Linked DNA regions of Mus musculus: region 1 is linked to region 2. Evidence: chromatin loops called from intact Hi-C (ENCODE). Cell type or tissue: left cerebral cortex. All regions are shown on one strand. Links, peaks and the distances in the headings refer to the core of each region. The heading gives the core; the rest is flanking DNA. Region 1 overlaps Wwox (WW domain-containing oxidoreductase). Region 2 overlaps Wwox (WW domain-containing oxidoreductase).

Region 1 (4,389 bases), core at 274-4,273, 79 kb before region 2:
TGCCTCCACCCCCTGGTTTATTTTTTCTGTCCACTCCCGTCTCTCCCTCCCTCCCCCTCCCTCCATCATTTTCTCCAGTCTTTCTTCTCTTCTAACGAAGGCATTGCTGTTTTCTCTCCATTTTAGTTTTCTTTCTTTCTTTCTTTCTTTCTTTCTTTCTTTCTTTCTTTCTCTCTCTCTCTCTCCCTTTCTCTCTCTCTCTCTTTCTCTTTCTCTCTCTCTTTTACTCTCTCTTTCTCTCTTCCTTCCTTCCTTCCTTCCTTCCTTTCTTCCTTTCTTTCTTCCTTTCTTTCTTTCTCTCTTTCTTTCTCTCTTTCTTTCTTTCTTTCTTTCTTTCTTTCTTTCTCTCTCTCTTCCTTTCTCTTTCTCTCTTTCTTCCTTCCTTCATTCTTTCCTTTTCTTTCTTTCTTTCTTTCTTTCTTTCTTTCTTTCTTTCTTTCTTTCTCTCTTTTAATTAAGAAAGAGTCAGTGTCAACCCTTTACCATTTTGCCAGTGTAGGACATGACTCAGATGCACACATCCGTTTATGGCAAGATTAAAAGCTTCAGTTCCATTCTGCATCAGCCGAGACTTGAGAATGAGAAGTGGCTGGCTGGCTTTCTCTGGATGCCAAACACAATCAAGTCTATGTTGTAAACCAAAGAAGCTATCCTTCAGGAGTGAGCTCTGAGATGATCTAAATCCAGGCAGGCAATATGCTGGGACTCAAGAAAATTTGTGTTTATGTTTATTTTTCCTTATAGTGAAATCATCTTGGGTAGGGAGATGGCTCGTGGCTTACAAGCATGAGAACCTGAGTTTGAGCCCTAGAACTCATGTTAAGAAAAAAAAATGTTGTGTCAATATGCATGTTATCCCAGTACTGACAAGATGGTCAATCTTTGGACCTCACTGGCTGGCAAGCTTGGCCTATATGGAGAGATCCAGAACAATGTGGACTCTGTATCAAAGGAAGATGGAGAGCTGGTGTTTGAGAGACAACAACTAGTGTTTTTTATGACCGCCCCTACATTCATATACACCAGAACACATGTGAACATGACATGCATCTACACTGGCACCCATGTGAATACACACAAACACACACACACACACACACACACACACACACACACGAGAGAGAGAGAGAGAGAGAGAGAAATACATGTATCTATATTTGTCTCACACATAAACATGCACACACACATACATCTATACTGACACATACATGAACATCACATATCCACAGAGTAGCACATATATACATTGGCACAAATGTGAACATGCACACGCACACAGATCTACACTGGCACACACAAGGACATACATATGCACAAACACACATGTTTTAGCAAAACAATATTCGAAGATCACCCCTAGCTCTCAAAAGAAAAAAAATAAATTCTCTGCTTCTTATGGTATGTTCCCAATAGAATTTCCTATCCAAGGGATAGAGGGGGACAACCTGTGGCCTGCAGGTTGGTTATCTGTGACTAGCTGATCCACAGCAACACTATGGAATCCAACAGATGGTTCTCCCACCTGTCTCTTCTCTTCAGTGGCTTTATGGATGGGCTCCTCTTCAGGTGAGATGGTTGATGAGCGCTGGTCTTCCTTTTGTGGTAAGGGAATCTATGAGCATTGGATCCCCAGATACTTCCTTTCCAGCTTCACTCATCTGTGGGACGCTCAAAGTTAGGCTTTTAACCAGAAGCATTTCTGTTTGTAAACAATGGCCTTGCCGGGCGGGGGTGGCTCATGCCTCTAATCCCAGCACTCGGGAGGCAGAGGCAGGCGGATTTCTGAGTTCGAGGCCAGCCTGGTCTACAGAGTGAGTTCCAGGACAGCCAGGGCTACACAGAGAAACCCTGTCTCGAAAAAGAATGGCCTGTACCTGGGGCTTGGGGGGGAGGGGGATGCGCAATTGCAATGGTGCAGCTCCACTCTGTTCCTTTAGCAAGGAGCCCAGTGCTGCTGATCTTTCTAGAAGGGTACCCCGGTTTCAGTGAGCACCAGGTTCTGAGGAATGCCTTCTGCAGGGTGACCTGCTCCTCTAGGTCCTGAGACATCCCTTCTCTCTGGAGTGTGCTCACATCCCATAGCTCCTGTGCACGGACACCTTTCCCCTTCAGGCTGGCACTCAGGCTCCATCTTCAAAATCGCCATGCCCCGTTTCCCCAGACAGGACAGAAAGAGCCTCAGGATGTGAGGAAACAGACTGGAAGAAACAGCTTGGCAAGAAAACAAAAGTTTGTACAGAGGCAGAGGGTCAGAGAGTTTGAATATGCAAGGGCAATCGTAAGCAACTTCATGGAGTCAAACTGGCTGCAGAATGTGTGTTCTGCAGAAAGAGTTTTGATGTGAATTCTTTCTTTTTCCTCTCTTTCCCTTTCCCCATCCTTTTATTGGTTTCTCTCTTTTCTCCTCTCCCTTCCCCTCTTCCTCCTTTCCTTCTTCCTTACCCATTTCTTCTTCCCACTCTTCCCTTCTTCTCTGTCACCTCCCACTCCTATCTGTCTGATAGTTGGTATTCTTAACATCCAGGCACATGACAACTCCGTTGATGTCTGGTGCAGAGAAAGAAAGACGAATTCTCACTTGTGTGACCCACGTATCTGAGGACACACCAAGTGAACTGTGGCTAACCTGCTGTGGGGGTAACAGACCCCCCCCCCAACCCTTGGCCAAGATTCAGGGCTTTCTGTACTGCAGCATCCGTTTTAGCCAACGGGAAGGGGAGATGTAGCAGGAGCCAGTGCCAGTCACATGGAGTATGCTCAGGCCACCTTCTGCTGTAGAGCTCACTGCGGCAGACTTGGAGCCAGGAGACGGATCTCAGTGAACTTGGAAAGCACCAAGTTCACTTTCCCAGAGAACTGAGCAGCTTGGCAGCAGACCAGGTGCTGTTTGCAGCCATCTTGCATCTTGCATGCAATGGTGTCACCAGCCGAGAGCTCTCACTCTGTCACAAAGCCCCAACACCACCCCATCCACCAACCCCCTTCGCATCTTTTTCAAAGCAGCCTCTCTGCTGCACAGTTGATGTTACAGGGGCAGAATGTGTTCTGAGTCATATTATTCCCCCTGGCAAAGAGTCACCGCTGATTAATTACCTCAAGGACAGTGCCTGGTGACTTTTTCTCTCCCCACTGAATTGTTTTGTATCCCACAGCTCCACGTGGGGCTGGGGAGATCAGCAAAGCATGAGAGGGCAATGGGGAGCCAGGGTGAGCATTTCAAAATACCAGACAGCAGTGCTCAGACCTATGAGTCTTGCAGAGGCCCATGCCAGAGCTTCCCTGGGAACAGAAAAATCTAAACCAGGTTGCAAATAGTCACTTCTGCTCTCTCAAGCTACAGCCCACAGACTGGGACAAAAGTATCACTGTAAGCTCCCTAGCTCCTGCCAAGCAAGAAAAGACAGCTCCTTCCTTAGTGGATGTCCACCATCCTCTAGGAAGGAAACCCATCTGAAGTGCCCTCCTGCTTCCTACAACAGTCTCTCCATTGGTGTGATTCTCACCTACCACTCCCTTCTAATTTTACTTTCCCTTCCAAGTTTGAGGGAAAATCCAGAAAGGACTGAACTATTTCTGCCTGGTTGTAGTGCTGAGCAAAGTCACAAGAGAGCCTTCCCAGAGCCAGGAATTCAGTTCTAAGGTCTGTGTGCTACCACTTGCTAGTGGGCATGAGGCTTTTGAGGCTGTTCATCTGGATAGATCATCCATAAATTTGTGAATGGTCCAATCCCAGTGAGAGAGTCTAGAATTTGACAAATATTCATTGTATGGTCATACATTGAGAATCTACTTTGTGCTTGTGCATGTGTGTGTGTGTGTGTGTTTAAATAAGGAACAAGTACACAAACACATTGTCCCTGTCATCAAAGCATATCAGGAGGGGTGTAACTTCAGCTAGGGCTTAAGAGCTTTCCTAAATGGATCCTTAAGCAGAAGAAGATAAAATGGAACCCATTCCGAGGGAGACAGAAGAACCCAAAAGATGTACCAGAGATACCAAGCCCTAGGCCGGACTAGAGTTGGTACGTTCACCAACAAGGCACTGAAGGTCCTGGCCACAGTAAGGAGATAGAAGGCAAGGGGACTGGGAGATGCTTACAGCTTTGAAAACCATAGGAAGGAATTTGGGGGTTGTTGTCAGCTATTCCCATCAGTACCTGGTATATCAACCTATGGGTATTTATGGCACCCAATTTGCAGGGCAGCTAAGCTTCATAACTTTCTCTTCTTCAAAGCTTTAAGCCAAGCTAAGGCTAATTATGAGCTGATTCCACTCTTTAAAGAGCCAGTAGAATATTTTCTTATCCCTTCATGCCATGTAGCTACTTTATATGGTCCACAGTGACAGACAGGCATTTGTGTTTGATGAAATGTCAAGAGGGGAGAAAT
Region 2 (4,389 bases), core at 116-4,115:
GCAAAGGCTAACTAACACCCGCTCAAGCCATTCCCTTGAAACTTTTCTCTGTCTTCTACAGGCCCTCAGAGCACCACGTACCCATTCTTCTCGCAACAGCCTGTCCTGTCACACTTAAGGTGTGTGGTAGGACAGCTTAATTACGTACGGCCTGTCTCCTCATTAGGTGTGGGCAGGAACAGTGTGTGGCTCACTCTCCTATTCCCAGGACCCACCACCGCCCAAGGGCTCAAGAGCAGCTCAGAGAGTATTTGTAGAATGAATAAATGCATGAGGGAGTCAATGAATACATTAATTAATTAATCTGTAGGAGAAAGAAGGGCAAGCCACCATCAACTTTAATTAAGTGCATATCCCATGTCCAGGGCCAGTGAGGGGGCTACAGAATTCCAGGAACCAGATCTGCCCAGTGACAAGCTGGCAGCCTTGCCCTCTCTCTCAAGACAAAGGCCTCCCACCCCTTCCATCCAGGATACAATGGGCTGCTCTTCTACCCTCCCCCTCCCAATCTCAGCGGGAGAGTCAGGCTGAATATTTCTTTAAGGGATGCTGTTGAGTTTTCTTCCGGGGGAGCAAAGGATTTGTAGAAAAACCCAGCGTGTAACTTGAGTGTTCCGTGTAGCCAGATATCGGTGCCAAGCTAAATTTGTGTGTGCAGCTTCTGTTTAAGGCAATTATATAGTGTATAATACCCAGTAGAGAAATTAAGTCCAAGTACATTTTGCCCACAGAGATTATCCTCTCAGTTGGATTTATTTTAAACAACTTTTTGCCCCTTATACATTAAGACGCATGCAATAAATCACTTATGTAATAAACTGCAGTATATTATGTGGAAAAAAATGAGCGAGTGGCGTGTGTGTGTGTGTGGGGGGGGTGGCTTCCAGTGGAGCCAGACCTCAGGCATGAAGAGAGAGGAGGGGAAGGGACTTGGAAGGAGGGGGCCGCTGCACCAGAGGAACTTGGAGAGGCTACAAATGGAAGCATCTCCACAGCGAACCTCAGGCTGCTGCTGGAGGGAGCTGGTTATGTAATGACTGCGGCAGTGGGGCTCCAGAGAAACTTTTTCCAGCTCGGCTTTTCCAGAGCATCCTCCCAGCTAATGTTCATTACCGGGGGTGGGGGTGGGGGTGGGGGTGTTCAGAATTAGGCTGGAGGCTGGAGGAAGGGAGATGGAGGATGGGAGTTTGTATTAAAGATGAGAAAACAGAGATGAGAGCTTTCTGTTTAGCAGCTCTTGGGTGAGCCCTCCATCCAGACGCTGAATGATTGCTCTTCATTGTAAATACCAATGGCCATCATCTATCCCGCAGAGGGGGGGTCTCAGGAAAACGGGGGGGGGCGTGCTTTACGAGAAGTAGCAGCAAATGCGTTCGGTAGCAGGCCACCGGGCTTCCGGAGTGTCTAGTATACACCAGCATGCTGTTCGTTCTGTATCCGAATTTCTAATCTCACAGGCGTCTTATGCTTTTCTGAGCCAAGTCCAACAACTTTCGCCGGGGTAGCCTCCAGCGATGAGGATTCCTGTTAGCAGAAAAATGACTGTGAGCTCCGACTTCGAGCAGGGCCTCGAGTATTTACCTAGTTGAGGCTTCCCAAATGCACTACCAGAGGGCACTATGATTAGTCCCATTTCTCAAAAGTGTAAACTGAGGTTTTTTTCCTTTTGTTTTGTTTTGTTTTTTTTTTTTTAACAAAAATCTGCCCCCAAGTTCTCTCCATCTGGAAGGAAAAGAGCCAGGGTTCATGCCAAGACCCATCTGGCTCCCAAATGCTTTCTGGCAATCACCAAGTTATACAACCAATTCTAGATGCGGATCCGAGAAATAACTTCATGGTGAGACTTGCCAAGGGAGGCTGCTTGCCTCCTTCCTGCAGGAACACATTGCAGCTCACAAATCTACGCCGGCTAGAAAAAAGAAAACCAATACTGCTCAGAAAAAACGCTTGCAAACTTCCCGGCAGAAAGCCCCCTGTTCACCGTGGTGTGCCTGCCACCGGGGAGTGGAAGTTGAGGGGTGGGGGTGGGGGGGCACGAAGCACGGTCAGAAGCTAGGAGTTTCCGGCTGAAGAACCTCCTTCCAGAGCCCCTAGAGGAGAGCAGAGGAGCCGCTCCAATTTCCATGTGCGCCTTTCTCTAACTTTGAGAGCCCAATAAAACCCAGAGTGCTGGGTAGGAATCAGAGGCTGCTAAGCTGCTTGTAATTTACGATTTAGCGTCGCACAGTATAAAAATAGGCAGTGAAACTGAAAGGCAATCAAGTCTATTGTCACCAGGAATGGGACGTGATCTGACATCCGCCGCTGCCGAGAGCCCGCTGTGTACTGGGAATGTAGTGTATATGGTTTCATTTTATCTCGACATCCCTGGAGTCTGGCCCCTGTCATTTATCTGTTCCCGAGTTACAAAGCGCCCCACGTGCTACTAGTAGACAACAACCAATGCATTTTTTTGTTTTTGTTTTTATTAAATCCCATCATTTTCTGGCTCAATTTTTTGGGGGGGGGGGTAGGGATTGCTTTGTCTCTCAATCTGTTGGCTATGGGGCAAAGGTCACGGGGTGATTGGTGGGTGGGCTAGCCCATAATTACCTTTCTTACTGCATGAGTGGCTAAGTGGGGGGCTCCGCCTCTGGCTTCTTTAGCGTGGTGGTCTTAGAGAGGTTGGATCTTGTAGGGCGTACACCTCATAGCTGCCATGGCAAGGTCTTCTCCGACTGACCTTGGACATCACAGGAAGCCACTTCCTCTCACCATATGAGGAGACCTTATAGTGAGTTTACCATCCCTGGCACACTGGGATTCAATGCAGGGGGACATAAGGCTCTACTTCCTGGTGGGAAGACTATTGAAGAACTTGTAGCTGCATTTTGTAAGCCATCTGGGTGTCTGTGGTCTGCATCCTCTTTGTCCCCATAGCAGATCCTTCTAAGAGATAAGGACCCTGATTTTGTTTGACCGGGTCCCAGTGCTAACCCAGGGTGACTCAGCTAGCTTCTAGCTGCCACCTCAGGGTCAGGGCTGCTCACTTCATGGAGGTCAGGAAGCAGCAAGACGGGGGATGGCGCTGGGACAGGGGTCAGAGTCAGGGTGTGACCTTCAAAGCCATGCTCCCTAGTATCTGCCTAGCCCAAGTAGGTCTAATCTTCTAGTCTCTTTTGCTTCCCCATAAAGTTGTCAAAGTATGAATCGATCAGTGAATTAGCCTGATGATTAAGCCAGCCAGAGCCGTTAATGATCCAATTATTTTCCGAAGCTCCACCTCTGAGTATTATTTTGGGACCACGCCTTCAAAGCAAGAGCTGTTTGAACAGTACCTACTACCTCAACTGTAACATAGCGTTCACTCCAAACTGCCTTTCGCTCACAGAAGTCTTGAGACTTTGGGGCTCATTAACAAATCAATTAAAGTGTCTGGCAACACAAAAATCATAAACCAGAATCCTGGATTCTCCTTCAAGAAGAATTCCCGGGGTTAACAGAGAATCCATTCATGTCTGCCAGTCCGGCTTTGACTCTTTCTCATTTTCCATTGGCCCAGGGGTGTAGGAATGGTGCTGAAAAGTACTCAGGGGCAGACAAAACTGCGGTTAAAGGCAGCCCTCCTCGGCACTCTGCCCTCCCCCACCCCCCCCCCCACCTCTACTTAGCTTTACTGGTTTCTATTATAACCCACCCAGCAAAGGACAGCATGGGCCGGTGAACATGGGTCAGCATTCTGATGGCTGTGGGCCCTCAGCCTGTGTGTTCCCCACCCCTCTTAAATATCCTTTTGAATCCCATACATTATGTTAGGTCTGCCCGACTTCTGTTTATACGGCAGCAAAGCGGGGACGGCTTGGATTTTGGAAGTTTCGCGGGAAGGTATTAAATGTGCTTTGAAACTACTTGAAAGTCCAGCTGTGTGTGCTTTAGTTTTATATTTAGCCCTAAATTAGAGACTCCATATACCTCAAGTAATAAAAAGGCTCAGCAGGGACTCAGGTTTTCCTTACGTTGGCCCCGGGGTTGGGCACCAATGAGAGAATTTATTATTTATATTTAGAGGGTTTAATTTCGTAGCTTAATTCTGCCTTTTGTGATGGTAGCCGCCCCACCACCACCCCCAGACACACACCTTGGATTTCAGAAAGTAATAGCTGTCTTCCAATCACCTGCATTTCATAACAGTGAAGAGGGAAAAGGAGGGAGGAAGCACAAGCTGGCCTTCTTTCCATCTGACCCTGGGAGCAGCCAGAAAGCTCAGCCAGGATGAGTGCCTGCCTGCCCTGCAGCCCCCATGCTCACGCTGGCATTGAATACCCTGCATCACCTTGCTCTCTGCCTTCCCAAGCTGCATCCATATAAAGTTCCCAAGAGTCTTTCCCAGACCAAAGTCCTACAGATCCC

What was found. Peaks named below come from ENCODE experiments on the same cell type or tissue, not always from the same donor. Only the 100,000 strongest peaks of a DNase experiment are listed, where the experiment ranks them.
Region 1: a loop joins it to region 2, with 3 times the contacts of the local background. A loop is called at or near these places in 4 of 42 quality-filtered maps.

What each region holds. Positions count from the first base shown.
Region 1 is chr8:115,078,599-115,082,987 of GRCm38, forward strand. The region is part of intron 8 of Wwox (WW domain-containing oxidoreductase); the gene reads left to right. Among named protein-coding and RNA genes, the nearest start is that of Gm39257, 120 kb to the left of the region's middle. In left cerebral cortex, for the core only: no CTCF peak of the experiment used is centred there; DNase peaks (open chromatin) are centred at 2,526, 2,915 and 3,421; H3K27ac peaks cover 306 bases.
Region 2 is chr8:115,157,985-115,162,373 of GRCm38, forward strand. The region is part of intron 8 of Wwox (WW domain-containing oxidoreductase); the gene reads left to right. Among named protein-coding and RNA genes, the nearest start is that of Gm39257, 200 kb to the left of the region's middle. In left cerebral cortex, for the core only: a CTCF peak has its summit at 2,117; DNase peaks (open chromatin) are centred at 639, 994, 1,434, 1,828 and 1 more place; H3K4me3 peaks cover 1,561 bases; H3K27ac peaks cover 2,070 bases.